3 separate regions of the Mus musculus genome follow, and all the other regions are linked to region 3. The links are chromatin loops, found by intact Hi-C in ENCODE. Cell type or tissue: heart. All regions are shown on one strand. Region 1 has its middle 13 kb from the start of Gm26440. Region 2 holds the start of Zdhhc20 (zinc finger, DHHC domain containing 20). Region 3 holds the start of Ska3 (spindle and kinetochore associated complex subunit 3).

Region 1 (8,000 bases), 140 kb before region 3:
GGTAGGCAGATAGGAGTGGTGATCCTCTATATGGTAAATTTCAGGTCAGCCAGGACTACAGAGTGAAACCTTGTCTCAAAAATGAAACAACACACACACACACAAAACAAACCCCAATCAAACAACAAAAAACAAAACACAAAAACAAATACCAAATCGACAATAATAAACAACTCCCCCCCCCCCGAAAAAAAAATCCTGAAACAATGACAAAAAGAACAGGTGGCAAAAGGACACTTATATACAATTGAGGGTCCAGAAATAAACATCTGAATTGATAGCCTATTTATTTATTTATTTATTTATTTATTTAAGTACTTCAGATGGAGCCAGGATCCAAGGTTCCAGGTGGAACGTTGAGTAAGCAATATTCTGAACTGGTAAATTGATTTTCTGTTATTTTTAATCTTTCCTGTTTAAAAAGAAGCGTTAATAGAGGTAAACATGATAAAAATACATTATATGCACCATGAAAGTGTTATAATTAAACCCATTATTACATATAATTAATATTGCTAATGAAAACTTTAAAAATAATAGTCCGTGGAAGCCAGGACAGTGACACCCTGCTGCCGGTGCCACTGGGATGGATGAAAGTGTGATGGAGAGATGGGAGAGCAAGCGAAGCCGAGGGGTTCATGCGCTGTATAAATAAATAAATAAATAAATAAATAAATAGGCTATCAATTCAGATGCTTATTTCTGGACCCTCAATTCGAGACTTGACAGTGTTAAGGTATAGCAGAAGCCAGAGGCCTCAAAAGAGACCAGTGACTCTGCAGTGACTCTGCAGTGAACACATACAAGAAGTGTGGACAGACGTATGTACCATGTGACACTGTGGCACACTGCAGCGTCCACGACAAGGTTTGTTTATTCTATTTTATTTTATTTCCCTATTTATTATAAGGGCAGGGGACAGATACACAGGGACCGGGAGATGAGTGGGGTTGGGGTGCATGATGGGAAAATCACAAAAATTCAATAAAAAGTTGTTGAGTCTAAGGTTGTGTATATCTTTTATCAGGAAATAACTGGTCAAAAGCGGGGTAGAAACCCTGGATTGGGATTAAAAATGTCCACAGCGCCGGGCGTGGTGGTGCACGCCTTTAATCCCAGCACTCGGGAGGCAGAGGCAGGTGAATTTCTGAGTTCGAGGCCAGCCTGGTCTACGGAGTGAGTTCCAGGACAGCCAGGGCTACACAGAGAAACCTTGTTTCCAAACAAACAAACAAACAAACAAACAAAATATCTACAGCAAAAGTTAAAAGAAAATAGTCTTTTGGACAAATAGCTCTGGTCAGCTCAAGCTTATGAAATTAGAGCCTCCTCACCCCGTAAATATTCAAAATGGATCACAGATCTGCCCAACAGTTGGGGTTAAATTAGAAAATACTTGGAGAAAAATATAGGAGTGCTGTTTTCCTGATGTTGGATTAAGTACAAGCTTCTTAGGCACAGCACCAAGAACAAGCAACTGAAGAAATCAGTTATTAGACACATCCTGGCATGCACAGCTTTAATCCCAGCTTAGGAGGATCAGACTGAAGGCTGCCTGGGCTGCGAGGGGTCTTACCTCAGAAAATGGGAACATGGTTTAGTCATAGAGCCAGTATTGCAAAGAAAAATATCCACCATCAAAATTGAAAATATTTATTCTTGAGAAGACACCTCTTAGAAACTGGAAATCAAGCTGGATAGTGGGGACACTCACCTTTAATCCCAGCATTTGGGAGGCAGATGCAAACGAATCTCTTGAGTTCAACACCAGCCTGTTGTGAGTGAGTTCTAGGACAGCCAGGGCTACATAGAGAAACTCTGGCTCCAAACCCCCAAAACCAAAATAAAAAAAACAAAAACAAAAACCCTCAAAAATTAAAAATTAAGCCGGCTGGTGGTAGCGCATTCCTTTTGTCCCAGCACTTGGGGGGCAGAGGCAGAGGCAGGTGGACTTCTGAGTTTGAGGCCAGGACACCAAGGGCTACACAGGTTAATTTTTATCTCCAAAGACGGAAGGAGGGAGGGAAGGAAGGACAGGACAGGATAGGACAAGACAGTAAAAAGAAAAGGAAAGAAAGGGAAAAATAGAAAAGAGAAAAGAAAAGGAAGCAAAAAGACACTGAACATTAGGGCAGGAAGGACGCCTCAGTGTTTAAGTCTCGGCCAGGGGTTTCTACCCCATTTTTGATTATTGAATTCCCAGATTAAAAAAAAACACACTCTCAGCCTTTCTCTTTACAATAAGCCTTAACACAAGAGCTGGGCAGCTGCCTGCCCTCCACGCTGTTAGAATCTATTTCCTATGGAGAACCCCAAGTTATTGCTGTTTCACCTGGGCGGCTCTTAGCTCCGATTGGCCAGCCCTTGGGGCCACGCTTCTTGACGCTTAACACAAGGCAGCTTCTCCTTTTCCTCTCCTGCACATCCTTTTCCCTCGAGGTCCTCCTCTGCCCCCAAGCCCACAAAACCTAAACCCCACCTATATCTCTTCTGCGCAGCTATTGACTCAGTTGGCATCATTATTCACCAATCAGAATTACCTTGGGGGCAGGGTCATAGGGGCTACATGGAGACTCAGGTCTTGGGGGCCCACACTTAGCATTATAACAGACAGTAAAAGACAAAACCTCACACCTCAGTGGTTGAGAGCACTGGCTGCCTTTCCAAAAGACTGAGGTTCAGTTCCCAACACACACAAGGTAGTTGCCAACCATCCACAATCCCAGTCGCAGAGGATTCAGTGCCCTTGTCCAGCCGCTGTGGGCACTGCACATACATGTGCACATATATGTGCACATATATGTGCAGAACAGCCAACACATAAACAATATCAAAGAACTGGAAAACCAAAATGTCCCGGGAATGGGAAATAATACTTGAAAACCATATTCGTGATAAGGCACTTGTACAGAGAACATATAAACCCCTCTCATAAGCCATGAGCAAAATAAAGTTAGATTTAAAGGTGAAGGATTTGGAGACATTTTCTCATTAAAGATATAAAACCAATAAGCCCGTGAAAAGTAGCTTAATATCATTAGTCCTTAAGGAAATGCACATCAGAACCACAATGAAGAAACACTCCCAAGCCACTTACGGCTTAAGGAAAGAAGGCAGATAAGAAGAGTGTCAGTGCAGGTTGAGAGAACACCGTGCTGTCCTGCATTCCTGGGATGGAGGCTGGTTCCTTGCTTTGGGAAAACAGTTTGCCAATTCCTCAAAAACTTAAACACATGCTTACCATTTGATCTAGCAATGTCACACTCAGGGTACCCTCCAGAGAAATGAAAACACAGCTAAATAAAGACGGCTCACAAGCAGCACTAGTTACAGAAGACCCGCAGTGGAAACCATCCAAGAGTCCACCAACTGGTGACTGACTGCACAAATAAAGCGGGGCATAGCAATGAAGTGAGGGCAGGGGCTACAGTGTGGATAAACCTGGAAAACATGTTTGTAAGTGAAAGAAGCCAGACACAATAGGTCACATAGTACTTAAGGTTATTGATAAAATTGTCTAGAAGAGGCAGATCCATAGAGACCAAAGGTAGAATAGACTCTTAGCCTCCTCTGAGGTGGTCCATAGAGGGGAGTGAAGGAACAGAGGTAAAATTATGGTCATTATGCAGCTACAGACATATGCTAAAACCTACCAAATTGTATAGTTTTTTCTTTCTTTCCATGGCTGTGTTTTAATTTTTTAAAATTATTTTGTGTGCATGGGTGTTGGCCCATGGTGCATGGTATGTCTGTGCATCACCTGCATGCAGTACCTTTTGAGGCCAGAAGAGGGCAGTGGATCTTCTGGAACTGGAATTACAAACTATTGTAAACCTCCATACATGCTGGAGCCGTTTTTTGTGAAGGGGTGGGGGGAACCAAGGTTGTCTGGAAAAGCAGTCAGTGCTCTTAATTGAGCCAACTCTCTGGCCCCCTGTTTTGTTTTATTGAGACAAGATTTTTTTTTTCACACTATTGCTCAGGTTAGCCTCCAATTCATGACCTTCCTGCCTAAGTCTCTGAAGTGCATTACAGATGTGACCTACAGAACTGGACACTTTTAAACAAGTGGATTTTGTAATACATGAATCATATCTTAGTCATGCCATTATTTCAAGCAAGTAAGATAGAGTCGTGTGAGGAGACCTCAGATGAAAGTGGGAAAACGAAATAAAGCAATGCAAAGCTTTTAGAAAGAACTTAGAGGAAGGAGACACAACTGTGGAAGAAGTAGAGAACACCTTGGAAATAATAATCCCAGGGAGAGACAGACAAGCAATAAAGGGATGAGACAAAAGTGAATGGATTAGCGAACGAGAATGACCTGTAAGGAACAACAACAACAACAACAAAATGCCTATCCCTCAAACAAAAGTCTAATACAACCCTTAGGGGTTCTATTCCTGCACAAACATCACGACCAAGAAGCAAGTTGGGGAGGAAAGGGTTTATTTAGCTTACACCTCCATACTGCTATTCATCACCAAAGGAAGTCAGGACTGGAACTCAAGCAGGTCAGGAAGCAGGAGCTGAGGCAGAGGCCATGGAGGGATGTTACTTACTGACTTGCTTCCCCTGGCTTGCTCAGCTTGCTTGCTTTCTTATAGAACCCAGGACTACCAGCCCAGGGATCGAATCACCTATAATGGCTTTCCCCCTTGATCACTAATTGAGAAAATGCTCCACAGCTGGATCTCGTGGAGGCATTTCCTCACACCTGAAGCTCCTTTCTCTGTGATAATCCCAGCCTGTGTCAAGTTGACACAAAACCAGCCAGTACAACCCCTGAATGATAAAGTCAAGGGAATCTTCCAGAACGTGATATAAAAAGAGCCAGGGACGGCACGCTGTTGTGATTATTCTGAAACACACGATTTTAATTGTAGCTTGCATTATAAAATGTCCCACACAGGTTCACACGTTCCCCAGCTGGTGGCATTGTGTGGGGAGGTTGTGGACACTTGAAGTTTTATAGGGGGACACTTCCTGTCTAGTCTCTTCCTCCCTCCTGTGGAGGGTACCTCACACCCCTGCCACCTCGCCTTCTCCGTCATGATCACAGTAGTGAGACATATAACTAATACATCTAACAGTGACTTCCTAATGACACAGCTCTAGCCAGTACAACTCCCCAAACCCCTGCACTAATTGAAGCAAGACATCCCGCTCTGTCTATTAACAGTTCATTCGTTCGTGACAGCTCCTAGGCAGAGGATGTGGGCTGGTCGCATGTCAAAGACCAAGGCAGATTAGAAGGTTGGGACTTTTCAGCTCTGTCTTCTCAGCTCTGGGGAAGAGAGAGGCACTGAGGCATACATTGACCTCTGTGGCCAGGAATCGCTCATGCCATCCTGGTTAGTTTTTGTTGTTGTTGTTGTTGTTTTTTTAATCAACCTGACATAAGCTTGAGTCCTCTGGGAAGAGAAGCCTCAATTGAGAAAACGCGTCCATCAGATTGGCTTATAGACTAGTCTATAGGGCATTTTCTTGGTTGATGATTTATATCGGAGAGCCCAGCACTCCAGGATGTGGTGTTACCCCGAGGTGGGTAGTCCTTGTGTGTCTAAGAAAGCAGCTGAATGCCTAGTGTGGTGGCAAAGCCTTTAGTCTCAGCCCTTGGGAAGCAGAGGCAGGGGTATCTGAGTTCAAGGACAGCCTGGCCTAGACAGGGAGTTTCAGCTCAGCAGAAGCTATACTGTGAGACCCTGTTTAAAAACAAAAGAAAGCAGGCTCGTGAGCCATGGAGACCACGCCAGCATCCCTTCATGCTTGCTGCTCTGCTTCCCACCTCTAGGCTCCTCCTGCCTTGCGTTTCCCAAGCTGCTTCTGGTCATATCTTTATCCCAGCAATAAAAACCTCATAAATACATATATCTATGGAACGAAATCCTCGTAAAACCTCTAAAGGCCCTCCCCTCCCATACCTTCTGTCAGTGTTGGCGTATCTGCATGTTTTGTAATATCCCTCATAATAAACCTGATAGGCACTACTAAACAAACTCATCAAAGCCAAAGATGCATTATGGAACTCTACCTTCCAAGGTCACAGACATCTCCTGTGTCGACAGATCTGGGGTAAGAACAAACGAGAAAATCACTTTTGTTTTCCTGACACACAGGTATAAATATAAGAACAGTGGAAGATGTCTAGTAAATCCACTGTTCCGGGAACAAGCACTAAAAACACAGAATAAAGGTCAAAGAAAATAGTCTGGCTGTGGGGGCACACTTTAAAGTCTCGGACATCAGCAGCAGATGGATCTCCAAGAGTTCAAGGCCAGCCTGGTCTACAGAGTGAGTTCCAGGACAGCCAGGGCTACACAAAGAAACCCTCTATCAAAAAAAGAAAAAAAGAAAAAAGAAAGAAAAGAAAAGAAGAGGAGAAGAGAAGAGAAGAGAAGAGAAGAGAAGAGAAGAGAAGAGAAGAGAAAGGAAAAGAAAAGAAAAGAAAAAAGAAAAGAAAGAAACCGGTAAACTATAGCAGTACATTTCAAAAAGTTGAAGAACCTGGGTCTGAAGGCTGACAGCTCTGAGTGCTAAAAAGGCACAAAGCCGTCAGTCTCTGTCAAGGATCTTCATGGAGCACAGGAAGGCTGTCTTAGGTGTTCCAGGCACCTGAGTGCTCCGTCCCCAGCTTGTAGTGTTTGAGAGTCTGAGGTATGGTTGCTGGAGGAGGAATGTCACTAAAGATGGGCTCTTTCAGGCAAGGCCATTTGGAAGGCGTTCTGTTTCAGGCTTGCAGCTCAAGCTGGGACTCCTCAGCATCCCACTCCTGTGACCAAGGTTCCACTCCTCGGAACTGCAAGCCCTAATAAACTCTTTCCTCTATAAGCTGCCCTGATCAAAGCGTTTCATCACAACGGAAGATAACTAAGATAGTCTGGCTACAGGATGGGGAAAGAAATCCTTGCCAACTACACTAGATTAATACCGAGGATATACAACATTAAACATCAAAAAATAAATTAAAAGTGTCTTAGGGTTTTACTGCTGTGAACAGATACCATGATCAAGGCAACTTTTTTTTTTTTTTTTTTTTTTGGTTTTTCGAGACAGGGTTTCTCTGTACAGTCCTGGCTGTCCTGAAACTCACTTTGTAGACCAGGTTGGCCTCGAACTCAGAAATCCACCTGCCTCTGCCTCCCAAGTGCTGGGATTAAACGCGTGCGCCACCACGCCCAGCAAGGCAACTCTTATAATGACATTTAATTGGGTCTGGCTTACAGGTTCAGAGGTTCAGTTCATTATCATCAAGGCAGGAACATGGCAACGTTCAGGCAAGCATGGTGCAGGACGAGCTGAGTCTTCATCTGAAGGCTGCTAGTAGAATACTGACTGCCAGGTAGCTAGGACTGGGGTCTTAAAGCCCACACCCACAGTTACACACCTATTCCAACAAGACCACACCTATTCTAAAAGGGCCACAGCTTCTAATAGTGCCACTCCCTGGGCCAAGCATACACAAACCAGGACAAAAAGCCAATCATACAGTCAATAAATGGCTACTAAACAGACTAGACAAAGAAGAGATGCACTGGCCAACAATTACTTTTAAAAAATGCATTCTGCACCTTAACCACCCCTGGGTTACAGCCCCATCATCCAGTTTTTCCTCACAGCATCCATAGCTTGAGGGGTAACACGGATGTAGATGCTTATCCTCTGGTGGTGGGAACATAAGTCTGTATAGCCACTGTGGGAATCAATCCGTATACAAGGTTCTCAAACAACAGAGGCCATCCTGGCTGGCATACACCTTTAATCCCAGAGCAAGGTGCCATCTCTGTGAGTTTGAGACCAGCCTGTTCTACATAGCAAGTTCACAGACAGCCAGGGTTACATGGTGAGGTCAAAGTGGTGCAGCCAAAAAAAAAAAATCACCTCAACAACCCATTGCCAAGATAACTGGTGAAAAAGGCTCAGTATCCTCCCGAGGTACTGTACATTTCTCCTGATTCTGCACTTCTCCCAGGATGCACAAGTATGACCATTGTCTATCG
Region 2 (8,000 bases), 64 kb after region 3:
TATTTTGGTTCTTCTCTTATCACGATCTGAAAGACAGCAGCTTAGTTGAATCACTTCCTAGTCAATTCTATGCTCAGTAAGTTCCTTCCACACAGCTCAGAGTCTCACTTCCTACATCCACAGACAAACCCCTGCTGGGACACTAAGGGAAAGAGGAGGGTAAAGGAAACGCTCGCTCCCTCTCCGCCACTGACACACTGCAGTTCTCTATTCATATTCCTTTCCGTTTATTCGTAGACACACTCTGGGTCCAGGGGCTTACGGCCAAGCCTGATGACCCAAGTTCAACCACTCCCAACCCACAGAGTAGAATCCAAGAACCGACTCCCAGAAGTCTGACTCCAGAGACATGCACACACACACACATGTAGGAAATGTAAAAATGAGAGACTGACATAATTAAAAATTTATTGAACTTTTTAACCTCACAGTGGGTATTTTTGAATAAAAATTATTTTCAAGTTAAGCTGTATAATCTGAATCTAATTCACATGTTTAATGTTCCTTCAGCAACTTTAACTCCAAAACTATAAGGGGAAGTGGTGTGAGGGGTTGAGGGTGGGATAGAGGGAGGGCATGCCCTTGATCCCAACAGAGGCTTTCGAATCTCTGAGTTCGAGGCCAGCCTGGTCTACAAAGCAAGTTCCAGGACAGCCAGGACTACACTGAGAGGCCCAGTCTCAAAATTAAAACAATAAAAACATTTAAATAGAGTCAATTCTAATTTAATAATTTTAGCAAACATTTTGGTATTCAAAAAGAGGAGTCTAAATTATTATATGCAACAAATTTACTATTTGGGAAGGTATTCCATAATTAAATTACTCAGAGCCCAGCTGTAGAGATAACTGTTCTAAAAAATACTGTTCTGTTTAGGCCACTGACAGGGCTCAGCAGGTAAAGCAACTAGCATGCAGACTTGACCTGAGTTCAGTCTTAGGAACCTACATTACCGTGGAAGGAAGAAACTGACTCCACAAAGTTATCCTCCAACCTCCTCAAGTGAGCCTTGGCCTGTGTGCACCCTTGTATATCACACACACACACACACACACACACACACAGTGTTGTTTTGAGACAGGGTCTCTCTACATGGCTCTGTTTGTCCTAGAATTCACTATGCATAAGAGGCTGGCCTCAAACTCAATAGATATGTCTGCCCCTGCTTTTGTATTCCTAGTGCTGGGATGAAAGCCCCAGCTGTTTTATTCTGAGACACTGAAGGCCAGGCTAGCCTGGACCTCAGCCTCCCAAGAGCAAGAGGGCAGGTGTACACTGTTTCTTCTAAATCAAATGTTCTAAGTAGCAAAGTCATTTTCTTAAGGATGCTGCCATTTAAAAACCTGCAGAGCCGGGTGTGGTGGCGCACGCCTTTAATCCCAGCACTCGGGAGGCAGAGGCAGGCGGATTTCTGAGTTCAAGGCCAGCCTGGTCTACAAAGTGAGTTCCAGGACAACCAGGGCTATACAGAGAAACCCTGTCTCAAAAAAAAAAAAAATCTGTAAAAATAAAAACCTGCAGAAGCTCAGCTACTTCAGGGTCTTCTATGAACAGAACTTGAGTTTTTAAACAAGTACTTGGTTTGGAGCTCGCCAAATCCAAAGCCACAATTGAGGTCTAGGCTCTACCATTTTTGAGTGATTTATTTATTATTATACGTAAGTTCACCGTAGCTGACTTCAGACGAACCAAAAGAGGGTGTCAGATCTCTTTATGGGTGGTTGTGAGCCACCATGTGGTTGCTGGGATTTGAACTCAGGACCTTCGAAAGAGCAATCAGTTCCCTTACCCGCTGAGCCATCTCACCAGCCCGATTTTTTTTTTTTTTCATTCTTGTATTTACCCCGTATGTTTTTCCCCAAAGAAAATCTGTCCTTCAGATAACCGAGGGCTCTGTCTGAAAATTAAAACCACATCACTTCTGGGAAACCAAGGGACTGCTTTTTCTTAGGGTTTTATTTAATAATGCTGACGGGAGACGAACACAGTAAAGAGCCAGTAGGTATAGAACGCACACTCAAAGCTTACAGGCAATTATTTAGTATCACTGACATAGTAATGGCCTAGGGTGTTAATGACAATGAACCAATCGGCTAAGTCATGTAAGTATAATGCAACGCTATTCCTTTATCCCAGGAAATCAGGTAAGAACCATACGGTAAAAAAAATTAAATAAGAAAAATAGCAAAAGTAAAACTAAACCAAAGCCCTAAAACTAAAGGTATAAGCAATACAAACCTACAAAGTAAACAGGCAAAAAAAAAAAGTCATTGAGCTTGCACCTCTCTTGTTCAATTCCTTGTGCCTCAAAACAACATTTTGTGTAAATCCAGCACTGAGACCCCCAGATGAATATTAAAAAGGGTCAAATACAGCTCAGACCAGGGGCTGAGCCCACACTGCAGACCCGGGAGACACACCTCCCTCCCAGGCCCCCAGGCTGCTTTCAGCTTACGCGCTTCTTCTCGCGCAGTTTGGGGAGCAACAATCTGGGAGGAAAAGATTTCTTTGTGCGTGTGTGCGTGTGTTTTAGCCAAACTGACCTCACAAGCCGTCTCAGAAGGGGTTCTCTAGTTCAAAAGGAAAGGCCTTTGTGAGCATTCCGTCACAGAAGGGTGGGAGCCCCAAGGCGACTGCAGCCACCCGGAAGCTTGGAGCGTGGGCGGCGCGCAGGCCCGAACTCGGGACCCCTCGAGCAGCGAGCCGTGGGCAGAAACCCACGGACAGGGGCCCCCACCGCCGGAGAAGCGCGGGCCGGAACCCTCGGACGTGGAACCCACGGGCTGGGGAAGCGCAGGCCGCCCCGCGGAATCAGAACGCGGCGCCGAGGCCTCGGCCTGCCACCCGCGGCCCGGCCCGCCGCCCGCGCCTCCCGTACTCACTCACGCACAGCTCCACCACGTACGCGTAGTAGGACCAGACGACCACAAAGGTGATGAAGAGCACCGGAACCCAGCCCACCACGCGTTGGCAGCAGCGCCAGAGTGTCCAGGGCGCCATGTTCCTCTGCTGACTGCCGGGTCCCGCTGCCCACGATTCTGTAGGACCACAAGACCCCAGCGGCCCTGTCGCCAGCTTCCCCGCCCCCGAGGCTCCGCCGCCGCAAGCAGTGGCGAAGGGCGACGCCACAACTCCGCCCCTCCCTGCGCCTGGCCCGGGTCCGCCCCTGACCCCGCCCTCGGGCCCGCCTCCGGGCCCGCCTCTCATCCCGCTGCGAGCTGTGAAGGGCGACGCTGCAACTCCGCCCCTCCCGGCGCCTGGACCGGGTCCGCCCCTGCCCCGCATCCTGCCGCTCCGCCCCTAGTCCCGCGCCTGGCAATCCCCGTAGGGGGTGGGGCTACCCGGCCGAAGGAGGCGGGGCCTGAAGTTGGGGCGGGGCTTCTGCTCAGGCCCGCCCATGGGATTTGGGGGTGCCTTGGTGGAAAAGAGAGGAGAGTGCTAAGGATGTGTAGGAGGCCATCTAGGACTGGGTGACGAGAGGGATGGGGATGCGCAAGGGGAGAGGAATGAATTCTTAGCTGCCCTGTGTGCCTTGGGTGGCACTCTGTATAACACTCTTCCCCTAGGTCTTTCAGGACCCATACAAGTCGGGTTCCCTATTACATAAGGCTGTGCATCACTCAAGCGTGCAAGCAAGAAAAATATTATATATACTTAAATATAAGACTCCTGTGACTATAATGTGTCTCCAATGAAGAATCCCCTGGGATAATTTGGTCCACGTATCGCTCTCTCCACCATGTTTTGTTTGAATTGGTAGGAGCCTGAGATTTAAGGTGGAAGCCATATACAACAGGTCAGTTTGATTTGGAGTCCACATTTAAGGTTACACCATGAAAGCAGAATATAGAAACAGCCCTTTCCTGGAGTGGGATTTTCAAATATTTACAGCTGGAGATTGCTAAGTAATGACTGCAATCTTAGAATCTAGAAGCCTTGCTGTGAAACATCATAATGTACAATCATTAGGAATAATTTCATACATTCTTTTAAAACACAGTACATTCATTTATTTACATTCTATGTGCGGATGTGCATGGACCACTGCTCATGAGGATGTGTGGCCCAGGGGTTGTCTGAGGACAAATGAAAAGTTTTTAAGTTTGGTTTGGGTTGGTTTGGGTTTTGGCCCTGGGCATAGTGGCACATGCCTTTAATTCCACACACTCAGGAGGAAGAGGACAGTGGAACTCTGTGAGTTTGAGGTCAGCTAAAACAGACTATTTACTAAAGTCTCCAAGAAGAAGGTAACTGCTATTATAGTATGATAAAGACTTAGTAAAATGAGTATTAATATTTAGTCACCATACACTACTGTTACATTAAAGTAACATGTATACAATAAGAAAATTGCAACATGCCCTAAAGATGACATTAGGACCCAGAAGTGCACACCTTTAATACCAGCACTTGGGAGAGAGAGGCAGGTAGATTTCTAAGTTCAAGGCCAGCCTGGTCTACAAAGTGAGTTCCAGGACACCCAGAGCTACACAGAGAAACCCTGTCTAGAGAAAAAAAAAAAAAAAAAAAAGCAAACATATTCTGACTTCAAATTTTTGACTACATATTAGTGGCAAAATTGACCCAACTCTAGGGCACTAAGGTGGGTAAAATTCAGCTATTTTCCCAGAAAAACTGTCTCAAAGAATTAAGATACAACATGGAATCTGGAGGCTAAGGATGGAGCCCAGTGGAAGACCACATAAAACTCATGTGTGGTGATAGGTTCAGTTCCCAGTGAGGTGTGTGTGGGTGGTGGGTGGTTTTGACAGAATTAGGACTGACAGAAAAACTAGTATTAAGAATGCTGTCTCAGGGGCTGGAGAGGTGGCTCAGTGGTTAAGAGCACTGACTCCTCTTCCAAAGGTCCTGAGTTCAATTCCCAGCAACCACATGGTGGCTCACAACCATCTGTAATGGGATCCAATGCCCTCTTCTGGTGTGTCTGAAGATAGCTACAGTGTATTCATATAAATAAAAATAAATCTTTAAAAAAAAAAAAAAAGAATGCTGTCTCAGCTGGGCAGTGGTAGCACATACCTTTAGTCCCAGCACTCAGTGATTTCTGAGTTTGAGGCCAGCCTGGTCTACAGAGTGAGTTCCAGGACAGCCAGGGCTACACAGAGAAACCCTGTCTCAAAAAACCAGGAAAAAAAAAAAAAAAAAAAAGAATGCTGTCTCTTCCCCCCTTTCTTTCCACATGCTCCCTGGCCGGCCTCTTCCCTCGTTTCTTTTCTTTCTGTCCTTCTCTGCCCCCTTTCTTTGTCTTTTACATAAACAGCAGTGAGAGACTTGAGACCCCAGGGAATGGGGAGGTCTGGAGGGGTGGGTGGGGACATCCTCTTGGAGGCAGGAGAGGGGAGGAGGGGGAGGAGGAATGGGATGCGGAATTGTCAGAAGATGGACCAGGAAGGGGCTAATGACTGGACTGTAAAAAAAAAAAATTAAAGATTTAAAAAAGAATGCTATCTCTTGATGTACCAGAGAGGGTGGGGGACATACAGGGGGGCCCTAGCCCCTCAGAAGGGAGGGGCAATAGGGGATTGTGGGATGGGTGACGGGGGGGAGGGGGGGGCCGGGGGGGGAGATCAGTGAGTGGGATGTAAAGTGAAGAAGTAAAAAAAGCAAATTTTAAGAAGACAAAAATATTGCTGTCTTGCCAGGTGGTGGCGCAAGCCTTTAACTCCAGCACGTGGGAGCCAGAGGCAGGTGGATCTCTGAGTTCAAGGCCAGTCTGGCCTACAGAGTGAGTTCCAGGACAGCCAGGGCTGCACAAAGAAACCAAGTCTGGAAAAACAAAACAATACAACCAAATGCTGTCTGAGGGCTATGACTGGCATGTGGGAAATGAAGCCGCTTTCCTCTGGCCATCTTTCTATTTATATAGATAAGACTATAAAACTATATAATTTTATAACTATGCTAAAATTTACACCCTTCACTGCCTCTATGTAAAACAGATGCAACTTCTCATGTGTCACTTCATTATAACTTCTGAGTCTCACTGTTCCAGGGATTGACCTAATGGGTCACCAAGGGAACAAAGAAAGGACATACACAGAAGAGCTAAGACTGGGTGGTCTGGGCTCTCTGATGGACCCTGTGTCTTAGTCAATGTTCTACTGTTATGAAGAGATACCAAGACCTCAGCAAATCTTATTAAGGAAAGCATTTACTGTGGTTGTCTTACAGTTTCAGAGGTTTATTTAGTCCATTATCAGCGTATCAGGGAGCATGGAGGCAGGCAGACAGACATGTTGCTGGAGAAGGAGCTAAGAGTTCTGCATCTCATCAGCAGGCAGCAGGAATTGAGAAAGCCACTGGGCCTGGCTTGGACCACTGAAACCTTTAAGTCTTCCCCCAGTGAGACACACTTCCTCCAATAAGGCCACACCCATTCCAAGGCCACATCCAATCCCTCTCAAGCAGTGCCACTGGCTAATGACCAAGCATTCAGATATATGAAATGAAGGCCGTTCCTTCCACAACACTCTGGAAACTCAGCTTGCTTACTATATACAGTGGAACAAAGAGGCCGGTTATTGCATATAGGTGAAGAGAAAAGAGGGCTATTGCATACAGCTGAGCAAGACAGGTTTAGCTAATCTCCATAGTGGTGTCTTCAGGCCCTCAGCATCCTAGGAGAGTGGTGGAAATGACAGTGGACACTTTTTAGTCATAACCAACATTTTCATTCTAACCAGAGGAGGCTTTGCCAGTCCCATGGGGCTGAAGCATTGGTCTTTGACATGGCTGCACCCATGTCAACAACATACATTCATTCAGGATTTAATTTACTCCCTACATATAACATTGGCTACAAGAGCATAACAGATCACAAGCCCAGGAAATGGGTCTCAACCTTCCTAACACTGTGACCTTTTAACAGTTTCTTATGTTATGGTGACCCCCCAAACATAGAATTATTTTTGTTGCTAGTTCATAACTGAAATTTTCCTGCCATTATGAATCATAAGGTAAATATTTTTAGAGATAGAGGTTTGCCAAAGGAGTTAAGACCCACAGTTGAGAACCTCTGAGCTAGAGGCTTAGAGGCTTAAAACAACAGAAATTAATTCTCTAGATTCTGGAAGCAAAACACTCTAAGCCAAAGTGTTAAGAGAGGCCTACATTCTCTTGGAAAGGGCTAGTAAGAACTCTTTTTTACTTGTATTTTATTATTGTTTTGAGACAGGAACTCAGGACATAGTCCAGGGTGTCCTTAGCCTGACAATCTCCCTGTCTCACCCTCCTGTGTGCTGGGTTAAAGATGGAATCTGCCCCACCTAACTGTTCAGAAAGAATTCCTCTTTGCTCTTTCCCCTGTGGCTGTGGCCAACAGTCCTTGGCATTATTTGACTCACAGGCTGTGTCACTGCAAGATCCCCATTCATTGCCACCCTGCGTTTCACTTTCCAGCCTTTCTCTCTTAGTTTGGCTTAAGGATGAACGCTACTCCAGTGACTTTGCCCTAACTAGTACAGGCATAATGATTCTTTCCAATAAAGGCTAAATTCCTAACTACTGGAAGGTTAGGGCCTCCTCTTATCTCTAGGAAGGCACTCCTCAGTTACAACATAATCTTGAATGTGAAATTAACCATCCTGCCTCCTACCTTGGAAGGTTCTTAAAGGGAGTATTTAGGGCTGGTGAGATGGCTCGGTGGGTAAGAGCACCCGACTGCTCTTCTGAAGGTCAGGAGTTCAAATCCCAGCAACCACATGGTGGCTCACAACCATCCGTAACAAGATCTGACTCCTTCTTCTGGAGTGTCTGAAGACAGCTACAGTGTACTTACATATAATAAATAAATAAATCTTTAAAAAAAAAAAAAGGGGAGTATTTATTGTGAACCAGTGCCACCTGGGTAAGAAACATTGGGCAACTGAAAAATGAATGCTTGCAGGTTTCTGTCTAATGTTCCAAACAGTCTCTGATTTCTGAGTGCCACATATGCACTCAATTTTAACAGGGGCATAGAAACTATTTCAGATCTGCTG
Region 3 (8,000 bases):
GAGAATCTTCAAAGTCTTCAAGCAAGGAAAAAATGTTAAATAAATACGAGGAAAACAAAACAAAACAACAACATATCAATGCAGTTTCTTAACCAGAAAAATCCTGCTGGGCAGTGGTGATGCACACCTTTAACACCAGCACTTGGAGAGGCAGAAGCATGCGGAGTTCCAGGATAGCCAGGGATACAGAGAAGCTGTCTTGAAAAACAAAAATAGAAACAAAGAATAAAAGCCTTCAAGGAACTACAGCACACATAAATTACATAACTCTCCAGGTACAGCAACCCATGCCTTTGATCCAGAAGAGGGAGGCAAAGGTAGATGGATCTGCATGGCTTCAAGGCCAGACTAGACTCTGATCAACAAGGCAAGAACTACATAGTCAACTCACCAAGATAAAGCACACCTAGCACCAAGTATAAGCACATAAACACACCATGTAGCAAATGATGCAATGGAATAAGACTTGACTCGGGCTTTACTCCACAATGTGGATGACGGTGAGAACGAGGCTAAAGGACAATATTCTAGGGCTCCTATTACAGGAAAGGTCCAGAAGAGTCAGGTCCACTGCACAGAAGTAGACACAAGGTTGCCTAAAGCCTGTAGCATGGACTGTAATAGGATTATGGGGGACAACTGTCTACTGGCAAAGAGTTGTTTTCTTTCTTAATGAATCAGAGTTTGGGTTTACTGACGATAACAGAGAAACACATGACAGGTGGCAGTGGGGCATGCTTTTAATCACAGCATTCAGGAGGCAAAGGTAGGAGGAACTCTGAATTCAAGGCCAGCCTGGTCCACAGGGTGAGTTCCAGGAGAGCCAGGGCTATACAGAAAAATTCTATCTTGAAAAACAAAAATAAAAACAACAACAAACATAAAACAAAAAGAGAGAGGAAGAGAGAGGGGGAGGGGGAGAGAGGGAGAGAAAAACAACACCCATAAAGACAGACACAAGGCTTCTGTAATAAAGTTTTGGGGAGTCTGGAAGTTATTAAACTCTAAACCCTCCTTACTAGCAGTCGCACAGCTCTGACTGTACCAATGAAACGCATTCTTTAAAAAGTTTTAGCGTATGTAAATTATCTCAAAGATAATGTATTAAGTTCATTTAGTGATTTAACACTATAGTCACTGTCTTAGGTTATCACTGCTGTGATGAAACACCACAATCAAAAGAAACTTGGGGAGAAAGGGTATGTATTTGGCTTATACTTCCACATCACTGCTCATCATCAATGGATGTCAGGCAGGAACTGATGCAGAGGCCATAAAAGGGTGCAGCTTATGAGCTCAACCTGTACGTATGGAACCATGGGCACCAGCCCAGGGATGGCACCACCCACATCACTCACTAATTAAGAGGATACTCTCCAGGCTTGTCTGCAGCCCAGCCTTATGAAGGCATTTTCTCAACTGAGGCTCCCCACTCTCAGACCATTCCAGCCTGTGCCAAATTGACATAAAATTAGTCAGAACAGTTTTGAAAGTGAAGACGCTGGCAATACTCCCTGTATTTTTTTTTTTTACTTATTAAAGAATTATTACAACATTTTCTTGTAAAACAAATAAACAAAAAGTAAATGAAGTTTGTGCAGAGGTAATGTTTTAGTGAGACTACAGACTAACAAACACTTGGTGAAAAGAACTTTTATACAGTTGAAATACTAATGAACTTTAGTATAGTATGCCGAATTAGCTCAACAACATAAACAAATAAAGCATATTTTAATTCCCTAAAATAAGAACAGTTACAAAAAAAAAGCTACAACAGTAAGTGATGTCTGTTACGAATTAAATAGAAAATACATATACTCTTTTTACTTTTCTGTATTTGAAATTTCCTACAGTACATGTTACTTTTATAGTCTCCAAAACATTTCCAAATGGAGAGTTAGTTATAAGTAAGAGGAATCTGTGTCTACGGGGTGCAATTTTTGCTTTGTTTCTGTTTTTCAAAACAGGGGTTTCCTGTATATCCCTGGATGTCCTGGAACTCGATTTGTAGATCAAGCTGGCCTCAAACTCAGAGATCTGCCAGCCTATGCCTTCTAGAGTGCTGGGATTAAAGGCAAGTGCCACTACATTCGACCTACTGGGTGCGAGACAGATTACATTTATGACATTTTATGATAATCTCAAAATCTGAACTACTTTTGCATCGATTTTTTTTCTTTTTTTTCTTTCTTTCTTTTTTTTTTTTTTTTTGGACAGGGTCTCACTAAGCCTGGTTGATTGGTCAGGTGCTAGCCTGGAACTCGCAAAAATCTACCTCCTTCAGCTTCTTGAGTGTTGGGATTCATGGCGGACGCCACTCCGTGACCTTGCAACTTTTTAAAAAAATCTCAGGCTGGGCTTGGTGGCGCACACCTTTAATCCCAGCACTCGGGAGGCAGAGGCAGGCGGATTTCCGAGTTCGAGGCCAGCCTGGTCTACAAAGTGAGGTCCAGGACAGCCAGGGCTACACAGAGAAACCCTGTCTCGAAAAAAAAAAAAAAGAAAAAAGAAAAAAGAAAAAAATCTCTAGTACAAGTTAGAAATGATGTTTAATTTTATTATTAAAAAATAAAACAAGAGGCGGGAGAGATGGCTCAGTGGCTAAGAATACTGGCTCCAATTCTGGAGGTCCTAAGTTCAATTCCCAGCAACTACAAGGTGGCTCACGACCATGTATAATGGGATCTGCTGCCCTTTTCTGTCGTGCCTGCATCCACGCAAATAGAGCATTCATATACATATATAAACAAATCTTAAAACAAACAAAAAAACAGCAGTGCCGAGTATTTGTACTTCAAATAGAGTGTTAGTGGAGAAAATGCAGATGCTTGCTTCAATAGGGGCCCATTCGAGTGAGACGAAATGACTTTACACGTACAGAAAACAGGGTTTTAGTGCGTCTTAATACAGTTGCCACTGGATGTTGTTAACAAACACCCAACCACCCGCTCGCCTGCGGCCACAAGGAGAATTTGTCCGCACAGTTTCCATCACAGATCAGCTACGCCCCTTGGACGACACCGCCCGCTGAGAACCGCACTCTCCCGCCCGCGCCCACTCACCGCTGTCCTCGCCGTCCAGCGCTCTCAGCAGCCGGGCCGTCTCGCTGTCCAGCGTGGTGGCCAGACCCCGCAGCTTACAGTGGAAACTCTGGATGGGGTTCATGCTGAGGGCCGCCGAGCCGACTGCTGACCTCCAGTCCCCTCGAACGAACGCGCTACACATTTGAATCCTGCGCAGGCGCAGAAGGCGTCTCTCGCGAGAGCGGAACTCTAGCATCAGGGCCCCAGAGAGACCGGAAGCAGCGCGCCGCCGCATCGGTCGGGGGACGCGGAGCGCCGAGGGGAGCGTGTCCCGGGCCGGTTGGTACGCGAGGTGGGTTTTCGGGGAGCCCCCACCCCCATATCCTGCAGTGTAGTCGGCTCCCGGCCACTCACTTCCGGCGAGAGGCCGAGCGTGCTCTGGATTCGGCCGCGGGATGTGGGCGCAAGCTTGGCACGCCGGTTGCTCGCTTCCCGGGTCCGGGGCTCAGCGACCGCGGCTTTCGTGTCATTTCCTCAGGAGGCACCATGTTCCTCACCGCTGTCCTCCTCCGCGGCCGCATTCCGGGCAGGCAGTGGATCGGGAAGCACCGGCGGCCGCGTACCGTGTCTTTCCAAGCGAAGGAGAGCATGATCCGTCGCCTGGAGGTGGAGGCCGAGAACCACTACTGGCTCAGCATGCCCTACATGACAGCAGAGCAGGAGTGCGGCCACGCCGCGGAGCGACGGGCCCAGGCTTTTGAAGCCATCAAGGCAGCGGCCACTTCCAAGTTCCCTAAGCATAGATACATTGCAGACCAGCTAGACCATCTCAACATCTCGAAGAAATGGTCCTAACCCTTCAAGATTATGGATACCGGACTGCTCTATCCTTACTTGGTCCTGGAGCTGAGAAAATGTAATTTATGTACCAGTGTGACCCCTTCGACCAGTATCTTATTAAAGCAAACATGATTGATTAATAGTTGTCTCATACGGAATACTTGGGACCCTACCTAGGCGTTTGTTTCACACCTGTAATCCCAACATTAAGAGGTGGAGGCAGGAAAATCTTTGCTGATGTAGTTAGTAAGACCTAGACTCAGAAGGCCAAAAGAGACTGTTTGAGGCTCCATATGTGCATAATCGGTCTATTTTCAGGGTTGTTTTTTATTTTTTCTGGCCTAAAGCTTGCAGCAGCCCTCCCTGTGCCTAGCTACTGGAATTACAGGCATGGTTCCCTGCCCTTCTGTAAAATGTGGGGTTTTTTTTTTTTTTGTTTGTCTCACTATATAGCCATAGAACTTGCTGTATAGGCTAGGCTGGCCTTGACCTCCGAGATCTACTGGCCTCTGCCTCCCAAGTGCTGTGACTAAAGGCAAGTGCCACCATACCTTGCACCTTTTAGATTTAAATGCTGTAAAACTACAAACTGATGAGTCTTAAGGCTGAGGTACTTGGCTAGAGCTTTGTTGTACAAGGGGTGTTTTCTTACTTTCTGTCTAGGATAGCCATTCTCAACCTGTTGGGCATGACCCCTTGTGGTGGTTGCAGAACCCTTTCATGAGGCTGAGTATCAGAGATTTGTATTATGATAACAGCAAAATTACAGTTGTGAAGTAACAATGAAAATAATGTTATGGTTGGAGTCACCACAACATGAGGAACTGTATTAAAGAGTGTAAGGGAGGTTGAGAACCACTGCTCTAGAATAGAGCCTGCCTTTGATTTCACAGCATTCTGTAAGTGGAAGTAGGATCTGAAGTGTTAGGTCAACTTCCATGCAAATTTGAGGCCAGCCTGAGATAGATGAGACCATTTCCCAAAAGAAGAGTGTTTTCTTTTAGAATTTGGATTCTGTGAGTGGACGTGTGAAGTAAAGATGTTTACTAGAACTGTTAACAGGAAAATTTCTGTTTGTTTGGTTTTTTGAGCTCGTCTATATTGCCCACCTTAGCCTGGAACTCCTAAATGGATACAAACAGTGCAATTTTTTTTTAAAGTTTGTTTAAAAACACCGTTTTTGGTTTTTTGTTTTTTTTTTTAATGTTGTTGGTTTGTTTTTCAAGACAGGTTTTCTCTGTGTGGCCCTAGATGTTGTCAGACTCACTCTGTAGACCAGGCTGGCCTCAAACTCATAGAGAACTGCCTTCCTCTTGCCTCTTAAGTGCTGGAATAAAGGTGTGTACCACCACCACCTGTGCACACAACTTTTTTGAGTAGGTCTGTGTAGGTTGTTGAACTTATGGACTGAATTGATCCTCCTGACCGAGTCTCCCGAGTTTCTGGGTCTACAGATGCAGAGCAACTTGGGATTTTTTTATTATTAATATATTTTTTTTGATTTTTCAAGACAGGGTTTCTCTGTATAGTATTATTTTTTTAATACAGATCTTACTGTATAGTCTTGGCCTCAAATTTAGATGGGCACCGATCTCTGTCTCCCTAGTGCTATATACTACCATACCCAATCCTTTTTAATCTTTTGAGTTGGTGATTTCATAAAGTTACCAAGAGAAAAAAGTACAAGTCCATTGTAACTATAACCAAGTAACATTTTTCCTCTAACCATATCAAAACCTAGAAATTGCTATACTCTGTAGAGCTTTGCATATGCACCCATGTTTATGTGTACAAGTCTACTTAGTTGTCATATAACCATGGTTCCATTGCTATAGCATCCTTCATTCTCTTTGTAGAAACCTGACTTCCCCACTATTGTTCATCTCTGTTTTTGGGAAGAAGGATCTGTAAGTAAAATAATTTATATTGGCTTTTTAAAAATGCATAATGTAATTTATTTCCTTTGCCATCCATTCTGGTGGTTACATTTTTCAACGATTTGAACTTCCTTTTTTTAAATGTGTAGCCCAGGCTGGCCTTGAAGTCAGTGATCCTCCTGCCTCTTCCCCTCAATTGCTGGGATTGTAAGTATGCACCACCATGCCTAGCAAACTTGCTTGTTGACTGCATTAGTGTATCATGGGCCTTTTTGTGAATCTATACAGATCCCATATTTCTATTACATGCACAATAATATAGATATGCCTGTTAACATCTATTGGTAATGGACATTTATTTTTTTTTCTCCAATAAACCTTGCTGTCAAGCATGTCAGTATACATGCATTCTTAATGACTACAGTGTGTGGAACAGTCTTAAAAGTGGTAATGAATCCTTTGTACACTGCCACTGTCAAAATGGTGTCCATTAATACTGTACCACTTTATGCTCAGCAGTAACACAGAAGATACTAGTGAATTTGTTTCTTGCTGTACTGTTTATGGTAGCAAAATTAAACAGTGAAAGAAGAATAAAGTATGATCCAGAGACTGCTGACCTACAAATAGTCACTGTCCTCCAGTGCTGGGATTATAGGAGTTTTTTCAAACTGTACTTCCAGCACACACAAAACATCTCCAAAACTTTGAAAGGGCTACATGATACAGGCATCACTTTCATTTGAAAAGGTTGAAGCCAGGCGGTGAGGGTGCACACTTAATCCCAGCACTTGGGAGGGAGAAGCAGACAGATCCCTGAGTTCAAGGCCAGCCTGGTTTACAGAGTGAGTTCCAGGACAGGCAGGGCTAGCTGTCTGCTTGCTTACCATGTGCAAAGGCCCAGGCTGGAGGCCTAGAACAGGAAAAAGACTAAACAAAAAAGCCAAGAAAAGGCTGCTGGTAGCTAGTTTACTCTATGTCCAGGCTCACTAAGAAATGATGAATCTTCCAAATACATGGCTTTTACTGCCAGTGGTCAAATGAAGTAAGTCATAAACCAAGGTTTTCTGGTTAAGTTTTTATTTTTCCCCCTTGAGACAGTCTCATTATATGGCTCAAAATGAATTTGAGCAACCCTGCATCAAGTCCCCAAGTGCTGGGGTTACAGTTGTGAGCTACCACTTCTTACTCCATGCCCATATCCCAGAGCTCACAGCAGTCTTGGTTTCCCTCACTGGCCACCCAGCATTTTGTCACCTCAGGCCTCCCTTACCAGGGAAGCTAGGGCCTATTCCTGCTGCTCATCCATTCTCGGGAAGGCACTCAATAGCTGCCATTTTCCCAAGGATGTACTTCATTTGTTTTTTTTGTTATGTAGTCCTGGCTGGAACTTACTATGTAGGCCAGGCTGGCCTTGAACTCATAAAAGTCCAGGTATTTACCTCCCAAGTGCTGGGATTAAAGGCCTGTCCACCACACCTGGGGAGTGCTCCAATTTCGACTCTACAAAATCTTTTAATGGCTTCTTGGTGTCTCGAGTGTAACAGACATAGGTCTTCCTCATTTACTGCTTTGTAAAAAGCTCTCCAAACAACTAGCTTTCTCTATCATTCCTGTATAAATTCCTTCAGGTATTGATAATTCAGAGGTTGCATCTCAGGGCTGCATTTCATCAATGCTTGTTTTTTTGTTTGTTTGTTTTTTGTTGTTTTGGTTTTTTGAGACAGGGTTTCTCTGCATAGCCCTAGCTGTCCTGGAACTCACTTTGTAGACCAGGCTGGCCTCGAACTCAGAAATCCACCTGCCTCTGCCTCCCGAGTGCTGGGATTAAAGGTGTGCGCCACCACACCCGGCTATCAATGCTTAAGTCTTCATATACTCAAAATGTTTTCCTTTGATTACTACCATAACAATTTAGCTAATTTTTGGACTATTTATTACATTTGTGTGTTTACACATGCACAAGCTACTGTGCACATTTGGCTTCCTGAAACCAAACCCAGGATTTCAGCTTGGAGGCAACTGCCTTTACTTCAGAGCTATCTTGCTGGCCTAGACGTTTTAAAATAACCGAAAGCCCTGTAGAATGTATGGGCTATGTGAAAAAGGCAGTGTCTCCTCACAGGTCGCTCAATGGTCTAGCATCTTGTCACCATTGATACAGACCAAGACCAATTTTTTTTTTTAAACCAACATAGGCACCTGGTAGAAGAGTATAAAAAGAAGTGGCAGCTCTCAACTCGAAGCTCTCTTAGGGGTT

The links. A loop is a pair of places that touch in the nucleus more often than their neighbours do. Peaks named below come from ENCODE experiments on the same cell type or tissue, not always from the same donor. Only the 100,000 strongest peaks of a DNase experiment are listed, where the experiment ranks them.
Region 1: a loop joins it to region 3, with 3 times the contacts of the local background. A loop is called at or near these places in 10 of 42 quality-filtered maps.
Region 2: it touches region 3 in a loop (2.1-fold over the local background); 7 of 42 quality-filtered maps call a loop at or near these places.

What each region holds. Positions count from the first base shown.
Region 1 is chr14:57,680,993-57,688,992 of GRCm38, forward strand. No RefSeq gene overlaps it. Among named protein-coding and RNA genes, the nearest start is that of Gm26440, 13 kb to the right of the region's middle. In heart, a CTCF peak has its summit at 3,763 (motif pointing right); a DNase peak (open chromatin) is centred at 3,799.
Region 2 is chr14:57,887,181-57,895,180 of GRCm38, forward strand. Zdhhc20 (zinc finger, DHHC domain containing 20) reads right to left here and starts at 3,156. Exons shown (of 13, transcript NM_029492.5): 1 at 2,883-3,156. The coding sequence starts at 3,000. In heart, no CTCF peak of the experiment used is centred here; DNase peaks (open chromatin) are centred at 171 and 3,141; H3K4me3 peaks cover 1,827 bases; H3K27ac peaks cover 1,276 bases.
Region 3 is chr14:57,822,948-57,830,947 of GRCm38, forward strand. It overlaps Ska3 (spindle and kinetochore associated complex subunit 3), which reads right to left and starts at 3,216. Exons shown (of 9, transcript NM_198605.3): 1 at 3,063-3,216; 2 at 1-15. The coding sequence starts at 3,165. Mrpl57 (mitochondrial ribosomal protein L57) reads left to right here and starts at 3,292. Exons shown (of 2, transcript NM_026401.2): 1 at 3,292-3,375; 2 at 3,562-5,798. The coding sequence starts at 3,570. The coding sequence ends at 3,878. In heart, a CTCF peak has its summit at 3,658; a DNase peak (open chromatin) is centred at 3,254; H3K4me3 peaks cover 2,646 bases; H3K27ac peaks cover 1,815 bases.